Regions from separate parts of the Homo sapiens genome. Here region 2 is linked to region 1. The links are chromatin loops, found by intact Hi-C in ENCODE. Cell type or tissue: Calu3. All regions are shown on one strand. Each heading gives the region's core, and the rest is flanking DNA. Links, peaks and the distances in the headings are about the cores only. Region 1 has its middle 280 kb from the start of TLE1. Region 2 has its middle 330 kb from the start of TLE1.

Evidence for each region. Hi-C counts contacts between places; a loop is a spot of excess contacts. Peaks named below come from ENCODE experiments on the same cell type or tissue, not always from the same donor. Only the 100,000 strongest peaks of a DNase experiment are listed, where the experiment ranks them.
Region 2: a loop joins it to region 1, with 4 times the contacts of the local background. A loop is called at or near these places in 1 of 110 quality-filtered maps.

What each region holds. Positions count from the first base shown.
Region 1 is chr9:81,403,131-81,419,043 of GRCh38, reverse strand. It overlaps the pseudogene RPS20P25. Among named protein-coding and RNA genes, the nearest start is that of TLE1, 280 kb to the left of the region's middle. In Calu3, for the core only: no CTCF peak of the experiment used is centred there; a DNase peak (open chromatin) is centred at 8,663.
Region 2 is chr9:81,349,300-81,365,212 of GRCh38, reverse strand. No RefSeq gene overlaps it. Among named protein-coding and RNA genes, the nearest start is that of TLE1, 330 kb to the left of the region's middle. RefSeq lists an enhancer at 522-1,721. In Calu3, for the core only: no CTCF peak of the experiment used is centred there; no DNase peak of the experiment used is centred there.

The DNA.
Region 1 (15,913 bases), core at 5,374-13,373:
ATGACCTTTTGGTGTGGCCTGGTCAGATGGTGGATGGAATAGGTAGCTACTGAAACACCTATAATTTCAGAAGTTCTTCTTGTTCTTATTTACTGATGTTCAAAACTTTATTAGACAATCAAACCCATTTGACTGTAATTTGTGTACATATCTCTTCTCTTTGCAAAAATTTGGATAAAGGGATAATGTGAATTAAATAATATGATAATTCTGAGAATACTTCCTTCCTATGGAGAGCTTTTAGCAAGTTTCTCCCACTTGGGTTTAACCAGGAGACTAAGCAGATACCTAAAAAAAATTTCATTTATGTAATTTGAAATCATAAACATGGGGCCAATATCTAACTACACAGCAGAATGCAAGTCATACAATAGACCTTTAGGCAAGGATCTCTCTATTTTCTTTTTGTAATTATGTTAGATGAAGACTTACCTTGCTTGCTTTATCTGTCTCTTGTAAAGTGCATCTTCTCATATATTTTATTTCACTGTTCACGGTGTACATACATTCTCTGTCTTGACATTTGTGTGCATATATGTGTGAGGTTTCTGAATCTTGTGACACTGTTGATCTTTCTTAATGCTGAGGAATTTTGCCTGGGGGGTAGGCTTTTAAATGAAAGGGCATCTGCTAGAAATCATTTTCTCACTTAATTACTGAAATGGCCCTTCAAATGTAATTTGATATTAAATTCCTATACCATATTGTAGTTTTCACTTTTAAGAATACCAACACAATGGACAAATGTTTTCCATCAAATATGTTTGATGACTGATATTTTGGTTTGCCAATGTAATGAAATGAGATTAGTGCTGCCAGATTTGCTTCTCTTTTTTCCCCCTCTTCATTTTGTTTAAAGAAATGGCTGGTTAAATTACTAGGGTTGGAAAAATGCAGCTGCTTTCTTTATGTGCAGCATAATTTTGCTCTCTTGATTTCCTGGTTTACTTGGCAAATTTTCTAAATCAATGTTTAAATAGGAAAATGTCCTGACCAACTGAAAAAACCCTTGTGGTTCCTAAATACATTTATAAAGCAACACTTGATAATTTCCCAAATCAGAGTATTACAGTTGCTTGAAATGTGTAACTTATGTTTCTCTGGGAATCAGGGCATTTTTTAGTTTTAATTATTTTCTTGGTAGGGACTAATTGCTGGAGCTATCAGCATAAGTTAGGGAAACGACATTTCCAAAATAAGCAATTCTTCAAGAAGGCTTTATAGCAATTGGTTAGCAAGGAAGTAGGACTTGGAGTGGAGAAACTTTCTTAGAAGAATTAAAGTTGATGATTTTTGACAATGTGTACCAGGCTAACATTTATGAACTGTTGTTCATTTCTGCTTCTCTGAATCGACAATAATGAACTTTCAAACAATAGTCCAACCAAGACATTTCCATTTTGACAGCCAAATCAATTGGTTGTGCTGATAGAGTTTCCTGTTAGATGGAGGTTAGCCAAACTTTTCTTTTTAACTGTTGAACCAGACAATTCCAATCAGCTAAAAAAAAAAAAGGTTGTAACTACAAACCACCTGTTTTTCTCTGCCAACTCAGAGAGGCTTGACTCAACTACCAGGTCTGTCTGCTTGCTCACTATGCCTCTTTCCACGCTCCGTTTGGCAATTGGATATTTGAATCTTCCCCTCTCTTGGCTCTTTCTGCTGTCACTGTCCTGATTAACTTGTATCAAGGGGGAAATATGAGCAGGTAATCTTGGCTATAGTTATGTGACTCATCTGCTGGTTGGACAGAATCAGAAACAAGAGAAAATATCGATTGCTTTACTAGCGGTCCTTGCCAGGCTGCCTTAAGAGTACTAGAAGGCTGTAAATAACCCTTGGCTTGTACTTGAGTTCTCCTTCTTCTAGGTCAGACTCTTGGCTGATGTGCAAGTTTTGTTGTCAACATAGAATCATGAGCCTTCCTCTAAACCCCTTGATACAAGAGAAGCTCTGCCTGATGGTCTCAGTTTCACTGAAGGTGACATGACTGCCTGCTTAGGCCACAGGATACTCTGCACGAATGAGAGTCTCAGCTTGTTATGTGTGTCAGCTGTGGGCTTAGATAGAGCTTAGCAATTAAATTCCGGGAGAGGATTCACTGTGGAAACTATGTTGAGCATGAATACTCTTGAAAGTCCTTTAAGTCGGAGTTTTATTATATGACACAGTGTCCACATGAAAGAATTCATGTTTGTGAGGGAAGAGAGAGGAGAGATGCCTGGTAAAAGGTGGAATGTAAGTGTTTTCAAAAAAAAATTTTTTTTAAAGTTCTGATGTAGTCTTGGCTCCCAGCTGGGTTTGGAGGCTTTTCAGATGTTGCAGATAAGAGTAGAAATCAGAGCACAGACATTGCCTCCTGCTTTTTACAAACACAGTTGAAAAAGCACTGGATAATTGGGCAGATTGTGGTAAGCTATAATTACAGACTACGGTTCTGTTTGCAAGAGGAAAATATTTGGACCTGATTGGATGCCTGAAGCATCCAATCAGTTACTGGAAAATAAAAGTGACTTCAAAAGATGGCCGTTAAAACTTTGACTCAGGTCACAATAGAGACTCTAAAAATTGACGTCAACTTACATTTTTTTTGCTTGTTCTCACAACCTCATTTTTAACCTAAATTTGATTAAAGATAAGGACTCTGAATGTAGAACAAGTGTTGAATGAAGACTTAGGCCTGTATTTTTGCTGCATGATAATGTTTAAATTTCATGTTCCCGTCAGGTGCTATATAGAGATAGTTAGAGATAGTTGATTTACAAAACTGGTCATGTTGTGATCCTCACATACTTTCTTCACTTTTCCTCAACGCTTGCTATCTCATTTCACCTTGCTATTGCCCTGCTGCCCTGGACCTCTGTCCCTATTCTACCATCTCACCCTTCAGCCCCCTCCACCATCATCTGTGTGAGAATCTCACTTCTGGTCCCAGGCATTACTATCAATAGGTTGGAACTAGGAAAAGTCCTGGCCAGGAGGCCTATATTGTACAACTAGGAAGCAGCATTCAATGTAGAATATAATCTGAATGGTTCTTCCTGGAGTTGTGCGAAACACCTGGCCCTGCACTCCTGGTCTCTCTGGTGGCAGGGAGGTATGGACTGGGCCACCCTGTGACCACTGTCACTTCTGCAACTGGAGGAGGCTAGCCCTGTCTTTCCTCGATGGAGCTAAATTTTCTGTTGTATATGTTTTACAGAAATCATTGTTATATATGATCCAAGGATATTAGAATGTAAAACAGAATTCTGTGGGAATCTGTGTATGTGTATGTTTAATGGGCAAATGGTATTCAACTTTTAAGCAACAAATTTACGATGGAACTTTTGGAATATCCCCCTTTGGTAATGTGGTAGTTTTCTATGGTAAATGCATCTGGTTTCTCTTCTTCCTGCTGGCTTCTTTTTCTTTAATTGAATTTTCATTGCTACTCATATACATATGACATTTTACAGAAATACATAAATGTGACATTATCATATATACTGGAGTTCTTATTTTGCAGTCTTTTATTTCTTTTTTTTTCTCTTTTTAGCTTAGCTTTTCTTTTCTTCTATTCTTCCCTTACCTTGACTTTACTCTTATCACTCCCTTCTCTAAGAACCCAAACTGACACCTTTGTGTGTATTCACCTCTTTGTTTCTCTATGCTTATATTTTTATAGAGGAATACATCTCCCTGTTTTTCACACACACACACACACACACACACACACACACGTGCTCATATAATTATATACAAATACAACATACAACACACACCCTGCACAGTTTTTAGTCAACATTTCTCTCTTTTAAAAGGATTATGTTATAATAAATACCCTTTTCTTCATTTTGCTTTTTTTCACTTGACATTACCTTGCAGAATTCTTGACAAGTGGCCACATATTTCTTTCTAATAACTCTATAGTAGTTTTATAGTGTGGATGTACGTAAGCAATCCACCCATTCCCCTGTAGATGAGCATTTACTTGGTTTCCCATTTTTGCTAGTACAATGTTGCAATAAACAGCCTTGCTCATATTTCCTGTGGTTAATGGCACTTTTATTTACATAAGAGAACTCCCTAAGAGTGAATTGGTTCTGTTCAAATATATCAGGATTCTAAATTTAAATTAAGATATTGCCAGATTATTTTTTCTAAAGAGTTTACTAATTCATTCATATTCTCACCACTCATGTGGGGAAGTACTCTCTTTCCCTGTATGTCCCTGGCAGCAATATGCATTACCAGTCTTTTTCATTTTTGCTTAACATCTCAATTTTAATATTAATTTTCTGACCTACTAGCATATTTTAGTTTATTTTTTATTGTACTTTTCTTTCAATTGCCTCTGCATCCCATCTTGTCCATAGTTCTATTGGGTTGTTTCTCTCTATTATAAATTTGGAAGACAAATGTATATTGCAGATATTAACATTCTGTCCCTTCCATTGCATGTGCTTTTAAAAATTAATTATTCATTTAATAGATGTTTTGCTCTCTTTCCCTACATATTTTAAAAATGTGGCCAGAAAGTTTCTCTTTTTCTTAATGGTTTCTTAGCATCCAATTTTAGTGAAAGGGTCTTCTTCACTTAGATTGCATAGCCCGTATCCGAGATTGTCTTGTAGAATTGTAGTTGTTTTATTTTTTTGTCCTTAAATTTTTAATAAGACTAGTATTTCTTAAATAATCTCCTCTTTTGAATTAAAATAACACTTTTGCTCCATTAAATTCTCAAATGTGTTAGCATCTAATTTTGGATTCTCTTTTCTGTACCAATGATCTTTTGCCTATTCTTAGCCTGGCAACATGTTGACTTAATTACAGCTGGCTAATACAATGGTCTGATATCAGATAGGGCAAGTCTCCCTTGTCATTCTATTTTAAAAACTTTACTTAGATTTATTTCTTCCATGGCAATTTTAAGATCATTTTGTCCAATCCCCACAAAACTCCTCACATTACGTGTTTACAGTAGTCCCCTCATATCTGGGAGGGGTATGTTCTAAGACCCCGGTGGGTGCCTGAAACCGCAAGTAGTACTGAACCCTATATACACTATTTTTTTTCATATACATATGTATCTATGATAAAGCTTAATGTATAAATTAGATACAGTAAGAAATTAACAATAATAATGAAATAGAACAATTATAGGGACAGAGTGTTAATATCTGCAATATACATTTGTCTTCCAAATTTATAATAGAGAGAAACAACCCAATAGAACTATGGACAAGATGGGATGCAGAGGCAATTGAAAGAAAAGTACAATAAAAAATAAACTAAAATATGCTAGTTTTTATAAATGTAGTCTGTTTAACTCTCTCTCAAAATATTTTGCACTGTACTCACCCTCACCCTTCTTTTCTTCAGATCTGTCGATCTGATAACCCAGGACCAACAGACAAGTAGTGTGTACAGTGTAAATACACTAGACAAAGTTATTATTCATATCCCACGTGGGATGGAGCAGAAGGACATGAAATTTCATCACGCTACTCAGAAGAGAGTGTAGTTTAAAACTTATAAATTGCTTATATCTGAAATTTTTCATGTAGTATTTTTGGAACACAGTTGACTATGGGTAACTGAAACCATGGAAAGCAAAACTGTGGATAAGGAGAGGACTACTGTATATATGTAACTATGTTTATGTCTATATGTGCATGTATATGTGTGTGAGCACATGTAATTACATATTTCATGATATGTATATATCACATATATAGAATCTATAATAATATTTTCTGTTGGCTTTTGATAGCAGTCTTTATTACCTTGAAGTAATATCCTTTAATCCTATTTAACTTGAAATTTTTAATAAGAAGAGATCTGAATTTTAGAAAATATATTTTCAGTATCTTTGATATGATCATTTGTTTTTCTTTCTTTAACAATCGGTGCAATTAATTCTGTTGATATATTACCTGATAATGATCTACCCTTGTATTTTTGGAATAAGCCCTTCCTGGATGTAATGGCTTATCCATTTGCTACAAAGCTGGATTCTCTTTGATAAAACTTTACTGAAAATTTTTGCATTTATATTCAGAAGAAAGTTTTTTTTGTGTGTGCTATCATTACAGGGCTTTGAGTAAAAGTTTTACAAGTTTCATAAAATGGACTGGAAGAGCTCTCTCTAATTTTCTCTGGCTTGGATTAGTTGAACTAATATTATATAAACTAATATTACTTTGTATTAATTTTATTTTGAAAACCTACCATATAGTAAACTTCATTTTTGATGTACAGTTCTACGAATTTTAACACGTTATTTATGTAAACACAACTGCAAACAAGGTATAGAACAGTTTCATCACCTACAAAACTCTTCTTGTACATGCTGTCCATACTGCTACACCCTGGAAAATACTGATTTGCTCTCCATCACTGTAGATGGGGTCTTTTAAAGTATATTATATAAGTAGAACCAGAATACATAACATTTTGCGACTGGCTCCTTTGAGACTGGCTTCTTTTACTCCATATAATGCCTTTGAAATTCATCCATGTTGTTGCATGAATCAATAGTTTGCTTGTTTATTCATTCAGCTGTTGAAGGACTTTTGGATTGTTTCCAATTGTTGGTGATTATGAATAGAGCTGTTATAAACACTCCTGTACAGGTTTTTGTGTGAATTTAAGTTTTAATTTCTCTCAGGTAAATACCGATGTGGGACGACAGGGCTATAGGTAAGTGTATGTTTAACTTTGTGAAACACTGCCAAATTGTTTTCCAGAGGAGCTGTGTCATTCTGCATTTCCATCAGCAACACATGAGAGTTCCAGTTGTTCAGCATCCTTGCCAAGACTTCGTATTCTCTGTATTTTATATTTTAGTCATTCTAATGGGTGTAGAGTGGTAATGTATCATGGTTTTAATTTGGTTTTAATCCTAATGACTAATGATGTTGAACATTTTTCCAGGATTTGTCATCCATATATCTTTGGTGAAGTGATTGTTCAAGCCTTTTGCCCATTTCAGGATTGAGTTGTTTGCTTAGTGTTGAGTTTTGAGAGCTCCTCATATATTGCAGTTAAAAGTCCTTTTTGGACATGTGATTTTATTTCTCTGCATCTGTGGCTTGCCTTTTCACTCTCCTAACAGTGTCTTTCAGAGAACAAAAGTTTTAATTTTGATGGTCTGTTTAATCAATTTTCTATTTTTATGGATTGTACTTGTGGTTTCATAGTCACAAAATCTTTTCCTAACCCTAAGTTATAAAATTTTTTATGTTTTCTTCTAAAAAGTTTATCATTTTATGTTTTACATTTAGTTCTATGAGCTAATTAATCTGTGATACATTTGGGGTATATTTTATATAAAATATAATTCAATTTGTGTTAGGCTGAGGTTTACTTTTTTACACATAATTGTCTAATTGTTCCAATACTATCTGGTGAAATTATTATTCTTTCTTTATTACATTGGCTTTCAATCTTTGTGAAAAATCAATTGTCCGTGCCTGTGTGGGTTTATTTGTACATTTTCTATTCTTGTCCATTGATTATCTATCCATTTGTGAGTACGCAGTGTCCTGATTAATGTAGTTTTATGGTATGTCTTAAAATTGGATAGCGTGATTTTTCAACTTTCTTTAAAAAAAATTTGGCTCCTCTAGTTCCCTTGCCTTTCTATATAAAATTTAGAGTCAGTTTATCTACGTCTAAAACAAACAAACAAACAAACAAGTCTTGTTGAAATTTTGATTTGAGTTACGTTAAATCTGTAGATCAATTTGGTGGGGGGATTGACATCTTTACTATGTTGAATCTTTCAAGCCATGAAAATAGTATTTTTCTATTTATTTAGGTCTTTGATTTCTTTCATCAAAGTTTTACAATTTTTATCATATAAAATCATGTACATATTTTGTAAATTTCTACCTATGTACCTCATCTTTTGTAGCTATTTTAAATGGCATGTTTTTAAATTTGTCTCTGATTGTTTATTGCTAATATATAGAAAATTAATAACTATTTTTGTGTGTTGACCTTGTATCTTGCAAACGTGCTGAACTCAATTGTTGTGTCTTGAAGTTTTGCTATAGATCACTTAGGATTTTTTACATAGTCAATTATCATGACTGGGAGTAAGAACAATTTTATTTCTTTTCCCCAATCTGAATGCCTTTTATTTCTTTTATGTGTCTTATTGCATTGTCTAGGACTTCCAGTATGGTGTTGAGCAGGAATGGTGAGCGTGGATACTCTTACCTTGTTCCTGATCTTATGAGAAAGCAGTCAGCTTTTTGTTAGCTGTGGAGTTTTTTGTTGATGTTCATTATCACTTTGAGGAATTTACCTTCTATTTCTAGTTTGCTGAGAAGGGTTTTTAAATTATGAGCGAGTATTGGATTTTGTCAGATGCTATTTTTTTAAACAATTGATTATTAATGTATTAAAACAGTTGACTTAAAGCATCTGCAATAGTGACTACAGTGTCAACTCCTAGCTCAATACTGGTGGAAGTAATCTGCTTAACAGTCTTGGAAAGGCTGTGCAAGTCAGTAAGCTGCTTGTGGATTTTCATCTAGAAATGGTGTTACGTCTTAGAACTGCCACCACAAGGTGTTTTTCTTGGGATTCTCGAAGTCTTGGTGGACATTTGAACCGGTTCTTTCACTTTGAGATTGTTTTCCTTTGTGCCTCTGGTTGAGTCAGCACACACAGTCTCCACGGATTTTTACCCTGTGGCTGGTTAGTGTAATTAGAATTTGGTGAATCACCACCTTTGGTTCTATGAGATTTTTTCTGTTATTTTTAAAAGCCATACTGCATCTTCACTTCCTGGCCAACCTTTCCTTGGCAAGAGGGAACAGTGGCAAGTCAGGAGCAGGATCAAGTGGACTAGAGATCCGCAGCACCTGTGACCACATCTTCTGCAAAAACCTGTCAAATGCTATTTTCTGTATCAACTGATATAATCATGTTTTGTTATTTTTCTTTAGGCTATAAACACAGTGGATTACACTGATTGATTTTTACATATTAAAGTAGCCTTGCATTTCTGCAATAAGTCTCTGTATAGGAAAAACAAAATGGTTTTTTCTTTTCTATACTCACAACTCCTCTGGCCACTAAAATGTATGAGGATTCCTCCAATACCAAGCAATTCTCCAATTCTCTGTGGACACCAACTGTGCATTCTACAATTCAATTCAATTCTAACATTCACTGGATCCCACAGATTAAGGTTAAGGGCTCAGTCTCACAAGACTGTTAATGTGTTAATCATAAATGGTAGGTCCTCATGTTGCCTACAACTTCTGTCCAATTTAGCTATGAACCAGAGGTTCTCATGATCCCTTCTCAAATTTGATCATTTGCTAGAGTGGCTCCCAGAATTCAGGAAAACAATTTACTTACTAGATTACTTGTTTATTACAAAGAATAAAACCCAGGGACAACCAGTTGGAAGCTATGCATAGGATAAGGCATTGGAGAAGGGGTGAGGAGCTTTCTATGGTCACACTCTGCTATGTTCAACAACCTGGAAGCTCTAACCTCATCTTTTAGGGTTTTTATGGAGGCTTCATGACACAGGCTTTATTTCATAGACCCTCTCCCCTCCTGAGAAATCGGAGGGTGGAGCTGAAAGTTTCAACCCTCTATCACATGATTGGTTTCCCTGGTAACCAGCCCCCATCCTGAGGCTATCTAGGAGCCGCTGGCCACCAGCCATCTTACTAGCATACAAAAGACACATCACTTCCAGAGACTACAAGGATTTTAGTTCCTGTATGTCAAGAAACAGGGACAGAGATCAAATATATATTCTTGTTCAGTTACAATCTACTTGTTCATGTTGTAACCCTTTATAATGAGTATTGCCACATTTCAATTTGCTCATATTTTGCTGAGCATTTCTGTGACTTTTTCAGGAGAGATAATGATTTGTACTTCTCTTTTTTGTACTTCCTTTGTCTGGTTTTGGTATCAGAGTAATAGTGACCTCATAACATAGATGGGAAGTGTTCTCAGAAGAGCTTACATAGAATTGGTGTTTTTTTTTTTTTTCTTTAAATGTGTGATAGACTTCACCAATGAAATCATCTGGGACTGGAGACTTCTTCTGAAGGAATAATTCAACTTAATAGTTATAGAACTATTATGGGTTGAATGGTATCCTCCCCAAAATTCATATCAGAGTCCTAACCTCCGGTCTCTCTGAACGGAAACTTGTTGGAAATAGGATAATTGCAGATGTCATTCATTAAGATAAGGTTATACTGGAGTAGGGTTGTCCCCTAATCCAATATGACTGATGTGCTTATTAAAAGGGGAAATTTGGTCACAGACATGCAAACAGGGAGAATACCATGTGAAGATAAAGGCAGAGTTTGGGGTGATGGTTCTATAAGTGAAAGAATGCCTAAGAAGGCCAAGAAATCACCAGAAACTAGGAGAGAGGTATGGAACAGATTCTCTCTCCATACTCTCAGAAGGAACCAACCCTGCTGACCTGCAGCCCCTGCTGCTCTTACATGTCTCACCTCCAAAAATGTGAGACAGCTAATTTGTGTTGTTTAAGCTACCTGGTTTGTGGTACTTTGTTATAGCAGTCCTGACAAACATAGGTATGGAAGGTAATTTTCAGGTATGGAAGATATTTTTGATCACTTTAATATTGTTTGTTTCTAATTGTCTTATTGTGTTTTGTAACAGAATATCTAAAACTGGGTAATTTATAAAGAACCGATATTTATTTCTTACAGTTCCATAGGCAGGGAAGCATGAGGTTAAGGGCCTTGCATCTGGTGAGGGCCTTCTTGTTGTGTCATCCCATGGCTGAAGACAGAAGGTAGGGGAGAGAGAGAGACAGAGAGAGAGAATGTGTGTGTGTATGTGTGTGGGTAGGGGGTTGAGAGAAAGAAGTAAGAGGCTGAACTCATTCTTTCATCAGGAATCCACTCCTGTAATAACTAACCCACTCCCACAATAATGGCATTAAAACATTTGTGCGGGCAGAGCCTTCATGGCCTAGTCACCTCTTAAAAGTCCCACCTCTCAATACTTTGCATTGGGGATTAAGTTTCCAATATGAACTTCGGGGAGCATATTTCAAATCATAGCACTAATTGTATTGGTGTATAATCAAAGAATATGTTCTGTACAAATCTGACATTACAAATTTATTAACATATTTTCATGACAGGTGCATGATTAATTAAAAAATATCTTTATGGGCTAGGTGCTGTGTGGCTCATCCCTGTAATCCCAACACTTTGGGAGGCTGAGGTGGAGGACTTCTTGAGGCCAGGAGTTTGAGAGCATCCTGGACAAAACAGACCCCATCTCTCTAAAAATGTTTTTAAAAATAGGAGTGGTATCACATAGTCCTAGCTATTTGGGAGACTGAGGCAGAAGGGTAGCTTGAGCCCAGGAGTTTGGGGCTGTATCAAATTATGATTGCACCACTGCACTCCAGCCTGGACAACAGACTAAGACCCCATCTCTTCAAAATAATGAACACACAGAAAAGATGAATATGCAGTATTTGGGGAATATGAAGTTTTCTCTGCACATATGTAAAATTATTACATGTGTATTACATATGTACATACCCAATACATCTAGTTTATTATGTTCCTCAATTAACTTTTGTCCTTTCTAATTTTTTCTAGTAGATCTGCCCCATTCTTAAAATACATAAACCAATATACTTCTTTGCTATCTTTACTGTAAATATATATATTCTAACTTCCAGATATTATTTCTTACCCTTGATTTTTAATTTGTGTTTACTTACTGCTTAGTTAGCTCTTTCATATTCAACTTTTCTTTATCCCAGTGAAGTGTGCAGTTTTCACAAATAGAATATTGCTTTTCTAAGACCAGTTAGATGGTCTCTCTTTTACAGGAAGAATTTAGTTCATGTAGTGACTAATATACTTGAACTTTTTTTTTACTTTACCTTATGATTATTATCTAGTTTTTCATTGCCTTATTCCTTTTATTTTCTTGTTGATTTCATCATTAAGATTTATTCCATTTCCCATGTAAATATGATAGTTTACAATATTTTTTCAATCTATTAACACTTAATTTCTCCTTTCTGAACTATGCTACACAGATATTTCTTTATATTATGTAAAAACAAGCTATTATTCCCACTCAGGTACAGTTTCCCTCGTTAAGATAATTTATTTTCTCCTTAATAAAATGAGATCTTTAAAACTTTTTCACTCTCCTTTCTTTCCCTCTTCAGTCCATTATTTCAGGCTTAGAATTTCCCTTGCTGTTTTAAGAGTTTTTTAACACTTTATTTCATATTTTCAGTGAATCTATTAATTGATATTTAATAATGCAATGACATGCAGGTCATTGCACTATAGATAATGCAAATGTATGTAAGGTATATTCATATGCAAATATATAGCACATAAATTACAAAATGTACTATGTTTATGTAGGTGTATGTTTATATATCCACCTATATATGTATATATATATATAAATTATAAGGTTCATTGCTCAACCAGACTTTCTTCTATTATTTTCTAATTGTGAGACCAAGTTAAGGTGATTATTTTTATCTGAAATCAAATTTACAAGATTTGAGGAAAGGAAATTGTTGTAAATCACTTGTCAAGTATCAACTCATTTTGACCATTTTTTTTTTTTTTGCAATTCAACTTTTTTTTTTAGAGACGTTCTTAAGTTTGTAATGTTTATAAAACAGATTTTTTTAAATGAGTAGTTAGGGCATTAGATGTCAAGTTAGAGGAATAAGAGAATTTTAGTTAAAGGAACGCTTAATAAGTCATTAATGCATTAAGTCATTAATGTTTATCTTTTGTTCCCTGAAAGTCTCTATTTGGTTTTGCCTCCAGAATGTCTTGTATATACCTTTTGTACCATTCGTTGGTACCATTAAGTTCTTTTAGTGATATAGATGATTTCAAGGTGTTATGATAATGTGATTATTAAAGACTAGAATTCTGTCCACATTGCTTTCAGTATAATTAAACATAGAAATGAATATATTAAAAAAGTCAGAGTAATTGATATGAAGCATGGTATATGTGAAATGTAATTTCCAAATTCTAAACACAGTATCAATGTGTTCTAAAGTGAAATTAGAGTTTACATTATGCTAAAAAACAGTTACATAATACGAAAATAATAAGAAAAATTTCTGTGAATTAGGAAAGCTAGTGGCTTCTCCACAAAGATAAATAATAAAACAATGAACAAATTCTCATTCTAGTAAAAGCAAATTATGTATGGATTTGTGTAAGTAAAAGTGTGTAAGTAATAGCGATTCAAAGGCTGCACACATCAGAATTTCCTTCTCCCTTAGAAAGGAATCAGCCTTGTTTTGTATAGAATAAATCTGAAGCTAGACAGGTCGGAGTCTTGACTGTTTTCTATTCCTTGTGACCTTTTAATGACCTTTGTATGCCAACTACAAATAAAGAATATTCTGAGGGCTAAAGAGAGAAATTCCTTAGGGGGATTTTTCAGGTATGTTTTTGTTAAGAGCTTAACATCACTAAATTTTCAGTCTTCTTAATTTCATGACACCAGCCACATACTGTAAATGCAGGTGTATTCCTTTAACTGCAAGGGTTTATTTAACCAATTTCCTCTCAAGTCTTCTGGTGTCAGACACAGCATGACAGTAGTTAAAGATCTGTCACCGTTACCATTAAAAACCTTATTGTTTAGGCTTTGCTTCCTTGACTATTTCAAATTACATCTAGCTGAAACTTGCCAAAGAAGTTGTCAGCTTAGATATGACTTTGATTTTGAAAAACTGTTCAAAATAGGAAAGCCATTTATAGTGACAGAAAAAAGAAAATTTGGCTGGCATCAAATGTCTTTTCTTGCTGAAAGATACTTGTTCGTGAAGTTTTCCAAACAAATGCAGTATGGATTAGTACATTTTGACACTTCAAAAATAAGCATGCTTTAAAACAGGATAGATAATTAACTGGAAAAATAAATGTCTGCATGTATATTAGAAATGTTTCCTGGCTTCATTTTACCAAGGGTGTCCAATATGTCACTATGATAGTACTGAAATGGCAAGATTCTATTTATGCAGAATATGAATCAGGAACATCTCCAAAAACATTTGCCACAAAAAGAATATTTGCATAAGAATATGCATTTTCATTTCTTTGACGTTTTCCAAGAATTAGGTTAAAACTATAGTTTTTTTCTTATAATGCTTAGATTAAGAACGAAGTAAAATTGAATATATAGGTTAATCAGTAAGTCGACTGCCCAAGCTAATATTTTTCTGAATTGTAAAATCTAGCAGAATCACCCAGAGTGCAGTTTAGAGAGTTTATTAGTCTGTTCTCACATTGTTATAAAGAACTACCCGAGACTGAGTAATTTATAAAGAAGTTTAATTGACTTACAGTACCACAGGCTTAACAGGAAGCATGACTGGGGAGCCTCAGGAAACTTATAATCATGGCAGAAGGTAAAGGGGAAGCAAGCATATCTTCACAATGGTGGAGCATGAGAGAGAGACAGCGACGGGGGAAGTGCCACACACTTTTAAACCATCAAATCTCGTGAGAACTCATTCACTATCATGAGAACAGCGAGGGGGAAATATGCCCCGTGATTCAATCACCTCCCACCGGGCTCCTCCTCTAATTTGACATGAGATTTGGATGGGATGGGAAAAACGAAAGAGAAATTAAGAAGCATGGAAGAAAGAATTAGAAGAATTAAAAGCTCCAACAATTATCTAACAAGAGTTCTAGAAGAATAAAGAAAGAATGGGGAAACAATGTTTGAAGAGATTATGGCTGATAATTTTTTCAGAGTTGAAGAAAGACATGGATCCTTAAATAAATAATCAGCATTGAGTTACAATCAGGACTTGATAAACAAATTCATACCAAGAAAGTCTAAAAACTACCAAAAATCCAGATTGTTATTCTTTTCTAGGTAATTTTACTAATGACATACTTCTTAGAAGCAAAAAGTACATGCAGATATCAATTAAATAATTTTTTCAAAGCCCTATGGGAAAACAAGCTGGGATTCAATTCCCAGATTAATTGCTGTCTAAGAAAGAGTGCAAAATATGTAGACAAATTTATGTGTACAAAGAAAGTTTATCCAGTTTATTATATTTAGGGTTTATCATTCATTTATTATTCTTTCTGCTAAAAGACCTACTGGTGTTTTTAATTCAGTAAGAAGAAAATTGAATTGAAAATAATAAAATGGGAGGCAAATAAAAGAGGAAAACATGTTGGTAAATGCAAGTAGCATTGACTGTATGCCCTGCAATGCCCTTCAGTGACATGATGAGGGGAGGTGGCTGGTCAGAGTTAAAACCATGCTAAAATCCTCTTCTGTTTAAGGTAATAAAGATTTTGATTAAAAATAGAGTTTGCTAAAAACACATGTTAAAAATTAAAGGCAACCATAGAAATAATAGAAACAGGATTAGGAAGTGGAGCCAAACTAACCTCTAATCTATGTGATCATTTTCAGTTTTAGGATCTGCTTTTTAATCTTGACTTCCACATCCAGGTGAATATGAAGACTGGTTTGACTCTGGTCTCCTCATCAAGACAGAAGCTCACCTGATTCATTTTTCTTTTTTTTTAACTTACCCCTTTTCCAGGCAAAAGAAACTAGTGTCCTTTGGAAAAAGTTAAGAATGTATATGCTCCTGTCAGTCATTTATAGACACATGATGGGGGTCAGCAAGATATTTTGCTAAGCTGCATTTGACTGAAGAGATGTGGTGTAGCTTTGGAGAAGAAAAAGAAAATGCTCAAAAGATGAAATATCTCCAAAATGATAGTAATGATGATAACTACTACTTATTGGGTATCTACACAGACCAAGCACATTATACTAGCTCATTTCACTTAATCGTAAAAAACCACCTTACACTGCTGGGCGCGGTGGCTCACGCCTGTAATCCCAGCACTTTGGG
Region 2 (15,913 bases), core at 5,341-13,340, 54 kb after region 1:
TTATCACACATTAGCTTTTTGATGTGCTGCTGGATTTGGTTTGCAAGTATTTTGTTGAGAATTTTTGCATTAATGCACATCAATGATGTTAGCATGAAGTTTTCTTTTTGTGTTGTGTCTCTGCCAGGTTTTGGTATCCGGGTGATGCTGGCCTCATAGAATGAGTTGGGGAGGAATCTCTCTTCCTCAGTTTTTTTGTGGTAGTTTCCATAGAAAGGGTACCAGATTTTCTTTGTACATCTGCTAGAATTTGGCTAAGAATCTCTCTGGTCCTGGGCTCCTTTTGGGTCTTGGTTTGGATTCATTGCTGGTGAGATAATATGATTTTTGGAGGATGTTAAAGAGCCTTATTTTGTCATATTACCAGAATTGTTTTTCTGGTTCCTTCTCATTGGGGTAGACTATGTCCAAGGGAACATCTGGGATTCAAGGGCTGTTGTTCAGATTCTTTTGTCCCATAGGGTGTTTTCTTGATGTGGTTTCTTCCCATTCCTCTAGGAATGAGGCTTCCTGAGAGCCAAACTGTTCTGATTGTTTTTGCATTTCTGGGTCTAGCCACCCAGCAGAGATACTGGGCTCTGGGCCGGTACTGGTGAGTGTCTGCAAAGAGCACTGTGATGTGATCTTTAGGTCTTGCAGCTGTGAATACCAGCACCTGCTCCAGTGGAGTTAGCAGGGGAGTGAAGTGCATTCTGTGGGGTCTTTGGTTGTGTTTTTATTTAGTGTGCTAGTTTTGTGTTAGTTGGCCTCCAGCCAGGAGGTGGCACTTTCAAGACCACATTAGCTGTGGTCCTGTAGGGAGGATGCAAACTTGCCCTAGAGACAACTGGTTAAGTATTCAGGTTTCTTAGGTGGTGCACAGGGCCATAGACCTCCCAATAAATTATGACCTTTGTCTTTGGCTACCAGGGTGGGTAGAGAAAGACCATCAAGTGGTGGCAGGTTTAGGCATGTCTAAGCTCAGCCTCTCTTTGGGTGGGGCTTGCTGCAGCTGCTGTGGGGGTAGGGGTATAATTCTCAGTCCAATGAAGTTATGTTCTGCTGAGTCATACAGGCCGCCAGGGAAGTGGGGGAAAGCTGGCAGTCACAGGCCTCACCCTGCTCCCACATAGCCCACAGTCCTAAAGGCTGGCCTCGCTCCCACCATGCCCCTGCCAAACCCCCAGTAGCACCGAGTCCATTTCCAGGGCTGAGAATTTGCCCCAGACCACGAGCCTCCCCATTAAGAAAGCAAGCTGACTCACCGTTTTTTGGCATCTCGGGGAGCCTGCAGGGGTGATCCAGTTCCTTCAAAGGGTCTGTGGATCTTCTCGGCTTTCCTGGTATGTTCCTGTGGTAGTTCTTTGAGCAAAAGTTCATGATGTGAGTCTCCACACGCTGCTCTGTCCTTCCAAGCAGGAGCTGCAACCTAATCCTGCCTCTCATCCACCATCTTCCCAAGATCTTGTTGATCTTTTGAATGGTTTTTCATGTCTCAATTTTCTTCAGTTCAGCTCTGATTTTGATTTTTTCTTGTCTTCTGCTAGGTTTGGTGTTGGTTTGCTCTTGCTTTTCTAATTCTTTCAGTTAATACCTTGCTTTTCAACCTCAATCTCATGCTTTTGGCTTGCCGTGTCCTGAATTTCCAATTTTATTAAGCTTTTCCAGGCCTCATCTTTCTTGGCATATGCAATATTTAACACCACTTACTCCTTCCTTTTGGTTGTTTCCCTGCTCTGATTTCTATGATAACATTTTTTCTTGGCTTTTCTTTTCTTCTTTTTTTTTAGTGATGGGGGTCTTGCTATGTTGCCAAGGCTGCAGCAGTGGCTATTTACAGGAACAATCATAGTGCACTACAGCCTCAAATTCCTGGACTCATGTGATCCTTTGGCCATAGCCTACCAAGTAGCTGGAACTATGGGTGTGCACTAGGCATGCACCACTACACCTGGCTGGCTTTTCTAACTTATTCATGTCTTCTTCATCTCAGCTCCTTTGCCTGACTCATGGACCCTAGTCCACTGCCAATGGCAGGGTTGGTCAGTCCATGTATTTGTGCAATTTATTAGAAGGCCTGAACACGTGTTATATTTTTCCAAAACAGATTTTTTTTTCCTTGAATTCTCCATCTTTGAAATGGGTGTGACTTTGTATCTATTAAGCTAAGCTAGTAACCTGGAGTCATCCCAAACTCTTCTTTTCCTTTTACTAACAACATCTCATTAATGATCAAATCTTAAAGTTCCTATTTCTTCCATGTGAGACAGAAACTCCTAGCACCCCACTCCATGATGTACTCTTAGTTCTAGTCATTTTCTGAGATACTAAGTTTTCTTAATCTACTTTATAAATCCATATATCTGTTTCTTTGAACATGAATACTCTTTTCTTTCTTGAAAACCAGTTGAGTACTTTATATGTCTTTTAAAACTCAAATAGCACCTCCACTGTGCTTTTCCTTCACACCCTTCCTAATAAAATACTATTTTTTCTTTTAATCCATTATAGGTGGCAGAATGGAGAGAAGTATCAGGCATAAGCTACAGTCATATAAACCTTGATACAGATGTGAATTGGTGAGTGTAATATGGATTGTTGATCAGTAATCTCTCAAAAGATCAAAGGAATACACACTTGTCCAGCAAAGCTGTTTACTAGGCCTACTGAAGTAAGAGAGAAGGCCAACTTCACTGAGTCTTAGTAGTGTCTCAAAACGGGGAAGTAAAGGGAGGATATTTATGGTGTTTTAGAGCCTGAGGTGGGTGATTTTCAAGGTGGGTCTTTCAAGGCAGGGAATTGGTTGGGATTGGGCAGTATTTATGATAAAATAAATTCTGATTGGTGAACCTAGCAGGACAAAGGTCTGAAAGCGAGTCTTGGAGAACAAGTTTAGTCTTGAAAAGAAAGCTCTTTCAGTGGGTTCACAGTCATATCTTCCAGGAGCAAGTATTTATGGAATAAAAGCACTTACTTCCTTTTGCTTGGTCTTAGTATTTTTTAGCATATAAAAATGAAAATATTTTCCCAGAACTGTTTAACCAAACGTGAGGAAGGTATGTTGGTTTATGTTCCCACTATCTCATAGGAATATTGTAAAGATTGGCTACTTTTAATGCACATTTACCATAGTACCTATACGTATAAGTATTTATCATAGTACCTACATAGCAAGTTCTCAATAAAAGGGCTTTGTAATTATTACTCAGTATAATTTATTAGAACATCTATACTACTTTACTTCAATGTTTTGTTTTAATGTCCATCTCTTCGAATACATCACAGGCTCCCAAGTACCAGAACTATGTTTTATTCATTTTATATCTCCAGCTTCTAGCACAGAGCTTTGCCATGTAATGAGTTCTCAGTAAATGTTTGTGGAATGAATGAAAGGAAGCAGTGTGCTAAATAAACTGTGTATGTGGGTTGACACCAAGGAATATGTTAGCTATGTTGGTGAACATTATGAGAAGGGAAGACAGGACAAAGCATTTCTTCCTAGAATGCAAGAGGCGGTTGAAGAAATGGAGAAACCTAACTTTTGTTTTTCTTATGCATGCTAAGGAGCAACTCTTTTGGATTGAAGTTTAATACATTTAGCAGATAGCCATCCATCATTCCCTGTTTGCAGGCAAGAGTAAGTGATAGCTCCATTAACTCTGCCCACATAACTTGTGGAGCAAAATGTCCGAGGTTGGTTTGGATTGGGACCTGGTGCTAGCTGGTGTGTAACAGGGCAAAGAGGCTGAGAAAGACAAGCACAGCTGGTGACTACATCTCATGTTTAATGGGGAAATCTTGAACTATTACAACCCTTTGCACTAAGAAGGTGGAGATGACTTGAGAGAAAACCAGGACCACATAGCAAGAAAAATTAACTTAATATTTCTGTCTGTTTGTACAGTGAATGACATTGTTCATGTGAAATACTAACGAGTTTTTTGCATTCTTTCTACACTTACTTTCCTTTTGTGAGGAAACTTATACTACACAGCTTTGTCTTTGAAGCTATGTATTTGAATCAGACCTTACACTGAGGCAAAAAAGAACTTGGGTTATATAATAGCTGCCTGGTCTTATTTTATGCTTCTATTAGAGCCCTGAGTACAAGACACCCCACTTCTTTTGTATAGGTCTGTCCTTGCCACTAGAGTACGACTTCCATTGTCATACTCTGATAAGATACCCTAGAGACAGGGTCGGCATCTTATTCAATATTGTATAATTGCCAGGCTGTGTTTCCCATGGATGCTAGTACTGACAGTGCCTGGCACATAATAGAAAATGTTCGCAAAATTGACGGTGATGAAATGAGTGTACATAGATGGAGGAGCTGAGTGAATGAAATAAAAAAATTCTTTAAAAGCAATATTAATCTTTATTTACTTTGGATTATAAAATATTTCATTAGAAAATACATAACTAAAAGAAAATTTATAAAGAAGGAAAACATTGTTGAACTCAACACTGTTAGTAAGCACCCTAGTCACCCACTTTCACATACACCCATGTTACACACACATACACATAACAGATATATATATTTACATGTGTGTAAACATGTATATCTATATATGAAATACTTTCTAAATATTTTAAGTGTATATATAACTGAGCGATATATCTTTAAGTACATATATATGTTTATAGGAGAAATTGAGTTTAGACTATAAAAATAATTTTGAACTTTTTTCCTCTTTAGTATTGTATCATGAAAGAATTTCATGTCTTTAAATATTTTTGGAACAGTTTTATTAGTTGTATGGTTTTTCATCTCATAGCTATCCCTTATTTATTGAAATTGTTTCCAACTTTTCTAACCATATCAGGAGCAACTTTTTGAACAAATCTTTTTTTTTTTTTTTTGAGACAGAGTCTTGCTCTGTCACCCAGGCTGGAGTGCAGTGGCACAACCACAGCTCACTGCAGCCCATACCTCCCTGGGCTCAGGTGATCCTCCCACCTCAGCCTCCCAAGTAGTTGGGACTACAGGAATGCACCACCATGCCTGTCTAATTTTTGTATTTTTTGTAGAGACAGGGTTTCACCATGTTGCTCAGGCTGGTCTTGAACTCCTAGGCTCAAGTGGTCTACTTGGCCTCCCCAAGTGCTAGGATTATAGGCATGAGCCACCGTGCACGGCCTGCACACAAATATTTATGTACCTCTGTGTTTATGTCTTCAAAAAAAATTCTAGAAAGGATTAGTTGTTATTGTAGTGGCTTAATTACAGAACAAAGAAAATCTAAATATATATTAAGGGATATTTTGGCTCAAAGGGTAAGAATATTTTGAAGATTTATTATTCCTGATACCAAGTTGTTCTTCATAAAAATTATACTGTTGTATGATTTCCTCAGTAGAGCATGAGTTTTCTATTTCCCATACCAGTTCCAATGCTAGGCTTTAATATTAGAGAAATTTGGTGTCAGTTTTAAAGAAAAACAGAGGCTGGGCGCGGTGGCTCATGCCTGTAATCCCAGCACTTTGGGAGACTGAGGCAGGTGGATCACGAGGTCAGGAGATGGAGACCATCCTGGCTAACACGGTGAAACCCCGTCTCTACTAAAAATACGAAAAATTATTCGGACGTGTGGTGGGCGCCTGTAGTCTCAGCTACTCGGGAGGCTGAGGCAGGAGAATGGCCTGAACCCGGGAGGCGGAGCTTGCAGTGAGCCGAGATTGTGCCACTGCACTCCAGCCTGGGCGACAGAGCGAGACTCCGTTTAAAAAAAAAAAAGAAAGAAAAACATAGAATTCTATTGTGTTTTAATTTGCATGTGTTTCATCATTTTTTGAGCATTTTATTTTACTATGAATGGGCTTGCCTGGAAGAGCTTCTTATATATTGAGAATATTTTATGTAATTTTTTTCAAGTTGTCATTTACCTTTTATGTTAGGATTGACCAACTTATTAAAATTTGTGTATTTTTATAAAATAAAAATATCATTTTTTAGAATAGTTTTTTCTTTATTGTTATGCTTCAAAATTTTATTACAAAGTCAAATAAATATTCACTAGTTTTCTGTGCTTCTTTGATTTTATTTCTTATATTTAATTCATCTGGTGCTTTTTGGCATAACATATAAGGATGATAGAACCTTTCTTCAAATATTTTTGTAATAGTATTAGTCTAATTTATTATATAATTTAAACTTCCCTGTTAATTTGATAGTATGCCAAAACCTAATGTAACTTTAATTTCTCATGCCTCAGGAGCCTGTGGGTATCGGCTGGGTCATTTTAATAGTAACTACTTAAATTTCATTAGGGCATGTTCTCTGTTGGAGCAGGATCTCCAGTTACTCATCCCCACCAAACCCATTCCCTTTCAAATATTTCTGGGAATACGTAAGGGCTGCTCATTTGTACTAATAGACAAGTCTGACTGGAGATTTTGGGGATAGTTCTCTTGCTCCCTTTAAATCAAGTATCCCACCTTTTTCATTATTTCATCTAAGTGGAACCAAATAGGTGATGAGGTAAAGTCTTTCTTTATAGATGCGTTACAGATTATTAATTATTTCAAAGAAGAATGAATGACAGAATTTAAATATGCCATTTGCAACCCCTAAAAATGTAATGAATCTATGCGGTATTATTAATGGCTGCTAAGACCATTAGGTAAAGAAATTCCTAAGGAATGGCTATGACTGATAACATCTAAACTCATTGATCAATTTTTTTTTTTTAAGACAGAGTTTTGCTCTTGTTGCCCAAGCTGGAGTGCAATGGCGCGATCTCAGCTGACCGCAACCTTTGCCTCCTGGATTCAAGCGATTCTCCTGCCTCAGCCTCCCAAGTAGTTGGGATTATAGGTGCGCGCCACCACACCCAGCTAATTTTTTGTATTTTTAGTAGAAACGGCTAACCATGTTAGCCAGGCTGGTCAATCAATTTTAACACAATGAAAGAAGATACAACCAAGTACTACATACCTCATGATGGGATTTACAACATAACTTTGAAATATTCTTACTGAAAAATTCAATTTGAATCTGCTCAGGACTCTAGATCTAACTACTATTCATAGTTTTCAGGGGACACAGGGGATAGAAGAACGTGTTAAAAATATCATGAGGATTTAATCAGCAAAATTCAGAATGCAAGAAAATTTACAGGACAAACAACCCAATTTGCCCAATGTTAAATTGTGAAGAAAATAAAAAAGGAGGGGAATTCATAGATTAGATAACAAAAGACACATAACAACCAAATGCAATGTGATCTTGTTTGAATCGTATTTCACACGTAACCAAATCAACAAACACTGTGAGACAACGAGCAATTTGAACACGGAATATTTGGTGATATTAAGGAACTATATCTGATAATAGTTATGCTTTATGAAAGAATTCTTATCTTTTAGAGAAATGAACTGAAATAATTATGGATGAAATGTTGCATTGTTTAGAATTTATTTCAAAATAATGCAGTGTGGGATGGAGGGACTAAAGCTAAAGATGTAATAAGTCTGTCTGGACTAATAATTGTAGAAGATGGGTGATGGGTCCATGAGGGTTTATTTCACTACTCTATTTTTTGGTGAAATTATTTATTTTTTATTGTGGCAAAATACTCATAACATAAAACTTGCCATTTTAACCATTTTCCAGTGTATATACAATTCAGCGGCATTAAGTACATTCACAATATTGTACAACAATTACCACTAATTCCAGGACTTTTCTCATCACCCAAAAGAGATGGGGAAATTTTTAATGATAAAAATACTAACCATTAAAGCAACATCTACTAAGTAGATGAATGGCTGCTTAGTTTTTTATTTATCCCATTTGTCTTTAAATCAGGGGTTAGACAATGTAGAGATATAAAAAGTATCTATTTTTAAATTTATTTTTATCAAGGTAGGCTATGTTTTCTGAGCTCAAGCTTACTTAGAATTCTCTCAAATTCCTTTGGCAATGATGTTTGTTAAATTTTCTTACAAACTCTGGCAATAATTTTTCTATCTTAATATTTTATTTTGCTTTAAATAGTCCGCTTTTTCTACATAGATATTTTAGCATCTAACTTACGGGAAGCTATGTCAGAATCTGCTAGGTAGGTGTCATTTTTAAATGAAAGCACAGCCAGAATTTTTTTGATTGCTGGATAGGAACATTTTTTTCCTTTCCAAATAGATATAATATTGAGAAAAATATTGAGAGTTACCACTATGTGAACAAACAACCTAATTATTAGAGGAGTTTGGTTCTTTGTTCTAAACAGCACTTCTAAACATTCCATACCCGATTTTCAAATTTGGTAATTCACTATCTTACCTTTTTTAATATTAAAATTTCACTTGTCAATATTAAAATTTCATTTGTTATTGCCTGACTTTTGGATACAAGCTATTTTAACTGGGGTGAGAGGATATTGCATTGATTAGCATATGCTGAACTTGGAAGTATTCCCTCCTTCCCTATTTTTTGGAACAGTTTGGGTAGGATTGGTATTACTTTTTATTTAAATGTTTGGTAGAATTCGGCAGTGAAGACATTGGGTCGCAGGCTTTTCTTTACTGGGAAACTTTTTATTATGACTTTGATCTCATTGCATGTTATTGGTCTGTTTAGGCTTTGGATTTCTTCATGGTTCAATCTTGGTAGGTTGTGTGTATATAGGGATTTATCCATTTCTTCTAGGTTTTCCAATTTACTGGCATATAATTGTTCATTGTAGCCACTAATGATCCTTTGAATTTCTGTAGTATCAGTTGTAATGTTTCCTTTTTCATCTCCGATTTTTTTAATTTGGGTTTTCCCTCTTTTTTCTTAGTTAGCCTGACTAAATGTTTGTCAAGTTTGTTTATCTCTTCAAAAAAATCAACTTTTCATTTTGTTAATCTTTTGTATTGTTTTCATTTCAAATTGATTTATTTCTGCTCTGATCCTTATTATTTCTTTTCTTCTAATTTTGGGTTTGGTTGGCTATTGCTTTTCTAGTTCTTAAAGATCCATCATTAGGTTTTTTATTTGAATTTTTTCGTTTTCATTTATTTATTTATTTATTTTTCCATATGTTATTGGGGTACCGGTGGTATTTGCTTACATGAGTAAGTTCTTTAGTGGTGATTTGTGGGATGTTGGTGCACCCATTACCGGAGCAGTATACACTGCGCCATATCTGTAGTCTTTTATCCCTTGCCCTCCTACCACTCTTCCCCACAAGTCCCCAAAGTCCATTGTATCATTCTTATGCCTTTGGGTCCTCATGGCTTAGCTCCCACATAGTGAGAACATACAATGTTTGGTTTTCCATTCCTGAGTTACTTCACTTAGAATAATAGTCTCCAGTCTCATCCAGGTCACTTAAAATGCTATTAATTCATTCCTTTTCATGGTGGAGTAATATTCCATCATGCATATATATTCCACAGTTTCTTTATCCACTCATTGATTGATGGGCATTTGGGTTGGTTCCACTATTCTGCAATAGTGATTTGTGCTGCTATAAACATGCGTGTGCAAGTATCTTTTTCAAATAATGACTCCCTTTCCTCTGGGTGGATACCCAGTAGTGGGATTGCTGGATCAAATGGTAGTTCTACTTTTAGTTCTTTATGGAATCTCCACACTGTTTTCTGTAGTGGCTGTACTAGTTTACATTCCCACCAGCAGTGTAGAATTCTCCCCTGTTCACAGCATCCATGCCAACATCTACTATTTTTTGAGTTTTTGATTATGGCCACTCTTCAGGAGTATAAGTGCTATTGCATTGTCATTTTGATTTGCATTTCCCTGATCACTAGTGATGTTGAGCATTTTTTCTTGTTTGCTGACCATTTGTATATCTTCTTTTGAGAATTGTCTATTCATGTCCTTAGCCCCCTTTTTGATGAGACTGCTTTTTTTTTCTTACTGATTTGTTTGAATTTGTTATAGATTCTGGATATTATTCCTTTGTCAGACATATAGATTGTGAAGATTTTCTCACGCTTTGTGGGTTGTCTGTTTACTCTGTTGACTGTTCCTTTTCCGGGCAAAGCCCTTTAGTTTAATTAAGTCCCAGCTATTTATCTTTGTTTTTATTGCATTTTCTTTTGGATTCTTGGTCATGAAATCCTTGCCTAAGCCGATATCTAAAAGGGTTTTTCCAATTTTATCTTCTAGAATTTTTTTATAGTTTGGGGTCTTAGGTTTAAGTCCTTAATCCATCTTGAGTTGATTTTAGTAGAAGGTGAGAGACGAGGATGCAGTTTCATTCTCCTACATGTGGCTAGCCAGTTATCCCAGCACCATTTGTTGGAAGGATGCCCTTTCCCCACTTTATGTTTTTGTTTGCTTTGTCAATGATCAGTTTGCTGTAAGTATTTGGGTTTATTTCTGCATTGTCTATTCTGTTCCATTGGCCTACGTGCCTATTTTTATACCAGTACCATGCTGTTTTGGTTGACTATGGCCTTATAGCATAGTTTGAAATCAGGTAGCGTGTTGCCTCCAGATTTGTTCTTTTTGCTTAATCTTGCTTTAGCTATCTGGGCTCTTTTTTGGTTCCATATGAATTTTAGAATTGTTTTTTCTAATTCTGTGAAGAATGATGGTGGTATTTTGATGGAGATTGCATTGAAGTTGTAGATTGCTTTTGGCAGTATGGTCATTTTCACAATATTGATTCTACCCATCCATGAGCATGGGATGTGTTTCCATTTGTTTGTGTCATCTATGATTTCTTCTAGCAGTGTTTTGTAGTTTTCCATGAATACGGCAAAAGTGGTACTAAGAGGAAAGTTCATATCCCTAAACGCCTACATCAAAAAGACTGAAAAAGCACAAACTGGCATTCTAAGGTCACACCTCAAGGAACTAGAGAAACAAGAATAAACCAAATCCAAACCCAGCAAAAGAAGGGAAGCAACCAAGATCAGAGCAGAACTAAATGAAATTGAAACAAGAAAATTTAACTGATAAATGAAGCAAAAATCTGGTTATTTGAAAAGATAAGTAAAATTGACACACCATTAGCAAGATTAACCAAGAAAAGAAGAGAGAAAATCCAACTAACCTCACTAAGAAATGAAACAGGAGATGTTACAACTGACACCACTGAAATACAAAAGATTATTCAAGGCTAGTATGAACACCTTTACACACATAAACTAGAAAACCTAGGAGAGATGGATAAATTCCTGAAAAATACAACCCTCTTAGCTTAAATCAGGAAGAATTAGATACCCTGAACCGACCAATGACAAGCAGCAAGATTGAAATGGTAATTAAAAAATTACCAACAAAAAAAAATTCTGGGACCAGATGATTTACAGCAGAATTCCACCAGACATTCAAAGAAGAATTGGTACCAATCCTTTTGACACGATTCCATGAGATAGAAAAAGAAGGAACCTTCCCTAATTCATTCTATGAAGACAGCATCACCTTAATACCAAAACCAGGAAAGGCCATAACAAAGAAAACCATAGACCAAGATCCTTGATGAACATAGATGATAAAATCCTTAACGAAATACTAGCTAACAAAATCCAACAACATATCAAAAAGGTAATCCACCATAATCAAGTGGGTTTCATACCAGGGATGCAGGGATGGTTGAACATATGCAAGTCAATCAATGTGATATACCACATAAACAGAATTAAAAGCAAAAATCACATGATCATCTCAATAGATGCAGAAAAAGCATTTGACAAAATCCAGCATCCCTTTATGATTAAAGCTCTCAGCAAAACTGGCATACAAGGGACATACCTTAATATAATAAAAGCCATCTATGATAAACCCACAGCCAACATAATACTGAATAGGGAAAAGTTGAAAACATTCCCTCTGAGAACTAGAACAAGACGAGGATGTCCACTCTCACCACACCTCTTCAACATAGTACTGGAAACCTAGCCAGAGCAATCAGGCAAGAGAAAGAAATAAAGGGCATCCAAATCAGTAAAGAGGAAGTCAAACTGTCACTGTATGCTGACGATAGGATTGTTTACCTTGAAAACCCTAAGGGCTTCTCCAGAAAGCTCCCAGAACTGATAAAAGAATTCAGCAAAGTTTCCAGATACAAGATTAATGTGCAAAAATCAGTAGCTCATCTATACACCAACAACGACCAAGCAGAGAATCAAGTCAAGAACTCAGCCCCTTTTACAATAGCTGCAAAAAAAAAAAAAAAAAAAAATCAATCAAACAAACATAAACTTAGGAATATACCTAACCAAGGAGTTGAAGGTTTTTTCTTTATTGATGTAGGCACTTACAGCTATAAATTTCCCTCTTAGTACTGCTTTCGTTGTATCTCATAGGTTTTGGTATGTTGTATTTTCATGATCATTTGTTTCAAGAAATTTTTTCAATTTTTTTCTTAATTTCTTCACTGACTCACTGGTCATTCAGGAGCATATTGTTTACTTTTCATATATTTATATAGTTTCCAAAATTTCTCTCATTATTGATTTCTAGTTCTGTTCTATTGTGGTCGGAGAAGACATTGATATTATTTTATTTTTTTGAATGTTTTAGAACTTGCTTTGTGACATAACATATGGTCTATCCTTGAGAATTATCCACATGCTGATGAGAAGAATGTGTATTCTGTAGCCGTTGGATGAAATGTTCTGTAAATATCTGTTAGGTTCATTTATTTTATGGTGCAGATTAAGTCCTATGTTTCTTTGTTGATGATCTGTCTGGGAGATCTTTCCAGTGCTGAAATTGGGGTGTTGGTCTCCAGCTCTTATTGTATTGGGGTTTATCTCTCTCACAGAGAAGGAATTCTGAATTCCTTCTCTGTGTTAACTTGAATATCTTTTAGTTTCCTTAAAATAGGTATTTTGAATTCTCTGTCAGAACAGTCATATATCTGTTTCTCCTGGAGCACCCACACATGTAAAGCAAATATTATTAGAGCTAAAGAGAGAGATATATGAACACAGTGTTGGGTGCATATATATTGACAATCATTATATTCTGATGCTGGATTGACCCCTTTATCATTATATAATTACCTTCTTTGTCTCTTCTTACAGTGTTTGTCTTTACATCTATTTTATCTGACATAAATATAGCTACTCTTGTTCTTTTTTGGTTTCCATTGGCCTGGGATTTTTTTTCCATCCATTTATGTTTTTCTATGTGTATCTTTATAGGTGAAATGTGTTTCTGATAGGCAACAACATATCATTGGGTCTTGTTTTTTTAATCCATTCATCTACTGTATGTGTTTTGATTGGAGAGTTAAGTCTATTTACATTCAATATTATTATTGATAAGTTGGAACTCACTCCTGCTATTTTGTTCTTTGTTTTCTGGCTATTTGTGGTCTTCTCTTCCTTTGTTCATCCTTCCTGTCTTCCTTTTAGTGAAAGTGATTTTCTCTAGTGGTATGCTTTAATTTCTTGACTTTTATTTTTTGTGTATTCATTGTATGTTTTTTGATTTGAAGTTATCATAAGGCTTGCAAATATTTTTTTACAACCCATTAGATGACAATGAACACTTATTGCATGCAAAAACAAGCCAACATGCCAAAGGAAAACTAATAAAACCTCTAAATTTTAAGTTGGTCTCCCCGCTTTTTAACTCTTGGTTATTTCTCTGGATTTCTCATTGTGCTGTCCATGTCTTAAAAAGTTGTTTTAGTTATTATTTTTCATTGGTTTATCATTTAGTCTTTCTACTTAAGACAAGAGTGGTTTACATACCACCGTTACAATGTTATACTATTCTGTGTTTTTCTGAGTGCTTACTATTACCAATGAGTTTTGTGCCTTCAGATGATTTCTTCTTCTTTTTTATTTTTACAGACAAGAGTCAAAGCATAAAGATGATTCCTTCTTGCTCATTAACATCCTTTTTTTTTTTTCCATACTGAAGAACATCCTTTAGCATTTCTTGTAAGACAGGTTTGGTGTTGATGAAATCCCTCAGCTTTTGTTTGTCTTGGAAGATCTTTGTTTCTCCTTCATGCTTGAAGAATACTTTGACTGGATATGCTATTCTAGGGTAAATGTTTTTTTCCTTTATCACTTTAAATACATCATGCCACTCTCTTTTGGCTTATAAGGTTTCCACTAAAAAGTCTGCTGCTAGATATATCGGAGCTCTGTTTTATGTTATTTCTTTTCTCTTGATGATTTTAGTATCCTTTCTTTATCCTCATCCTTTGGGAGTTTGATTATTAAATGTCTAGAAGTAGTCTTCTTTGAGTTAAATCTGCTTGGTTCTCTTTAACCTTCTTGTACTTGAATATTGATATCTTTATCTAGGTATGGGAAGTTCTCTGTTATTATCCCTTTGAATAAACTTTCTACTTCTATCTCTTTCTCTGCCTCCTCTTTAAGGCCAATAACTCTTAGATTTGCCCTTTTGAGCCTATTTTCTATATCTTGTAGGCAGGCTTCATTGTTTCTTATTCTTTATTCTTTGGACTCCTCTGATTGTGGATTTTCAAACAGCTGGTTTCAAGCTCACTAATTCTTTCTTCTGCTTGATCAAGTCTGCTCTTTCCATCAAGAGACTCTTTCCATGCACGAATGCTAGCTGAGCCCAACACAGCTTTATTCTCCACTGTGACAGGGCAGCACTGAATTCAGTGTAGTCTCCCTGTCCCTGCACTCTCCCTCCCCAAAGTGCACAGATTCTCTCTCTGCACCACATAGTCACTGCCAGGGGATGGGGGAGGTATGGTGTTAGCCATTCAAGACAGTCTTTCCTGCCCTCCTCAACACCTCTTATAGTGATACGAAGTTAAAACCAGGTACTGTGATTGCTTATCTGATTTTTGTGTTTTTTTGTGTGATGGTACTTTTCTGTATGCAGATAGTTGGTAAAATTTGGTGTTCCAGTGGGGGGCATGAACAGTGTAGGATTCTCTTCAATCATCTTGCTCTGCTCCCATGCCAAAGGCATTTTTATTATTTTACTTATAATACAATTTATAGTAGAAGAAAAAATTTATGCATTATTACACTATTTAGACCTAACAATTATTAACATTTTTTGTGTAAATTTTCATGGCTTTTATAAATATGTTTGAATATATATATATATATATATAAAATAAAAGTGGGATAATCCAATTTGTAACCTGAAATTTCTGTTAAACAATAGATAATGAGCAATGTTCTATATCACTATTTATGTTTACTTGTAAAACATAAATTTTCCTGATAGCTCTGTATCCTTTGGAATGGATATTACAGTTGACTTAATCAGCTTCCTAGTTTTGGACATTTTGGTTGTTTTCAATTTTTTTTAAATTTTAGACAACACTGTAACAAATACACTTTTAGATAAATTTGCTTGTAATGTTGGTTATGTCCATCTATGGCACTTTTTGAAATTTTTGAGTTCAGGTGTATATTTTGAGCAATGAATTTCAATATAGTTTCTCCTAAGCTCACTCAGCATAATTTCTGAACCAAGGGGAGGTAGGTCTGTAAAGTTGAGGTCAGGGACGTGGTGGGGAAAAGGTGTAGCTAACATGTGATGGGGACATCTAGGTAGAGGTTCACTAAGATTTTTGCTTCTCAGACTCCTTTGAACCCTCAGAGCCAGCTGAAGTAGTCCCGATCTTGGCTGAACAGATCTGCCACAGCCAAGCATTCAGTGTTCTAAACTTTCAATATTTTTTGTTATACACTAACAAATTAGAAAACCTAGAGGAGATGGATAAATTTCTGGAGAGGTACAACCTACCAAGATTGAATAAAAAAAAAAAATAGAAAACCTGAACAGATTAATAGTAAATAATAATATTGATATTAATAACATTAATAAAATGTTTCCCAGCAAAGAAAAGCCCAGGACCTGGTGGCTTTACTGCTTAATTCTATCAAACTTTTTTTTTAACCTCTTCCTTGCAGAGCAGTGTTAACCCCTAGGCACTGTGCTCAGAGTCAGCTAATTCTACCAAACTTATAAAAAGAATTAACACTGATTCTTCTCATACTATCCCAAAACATTGAAAGG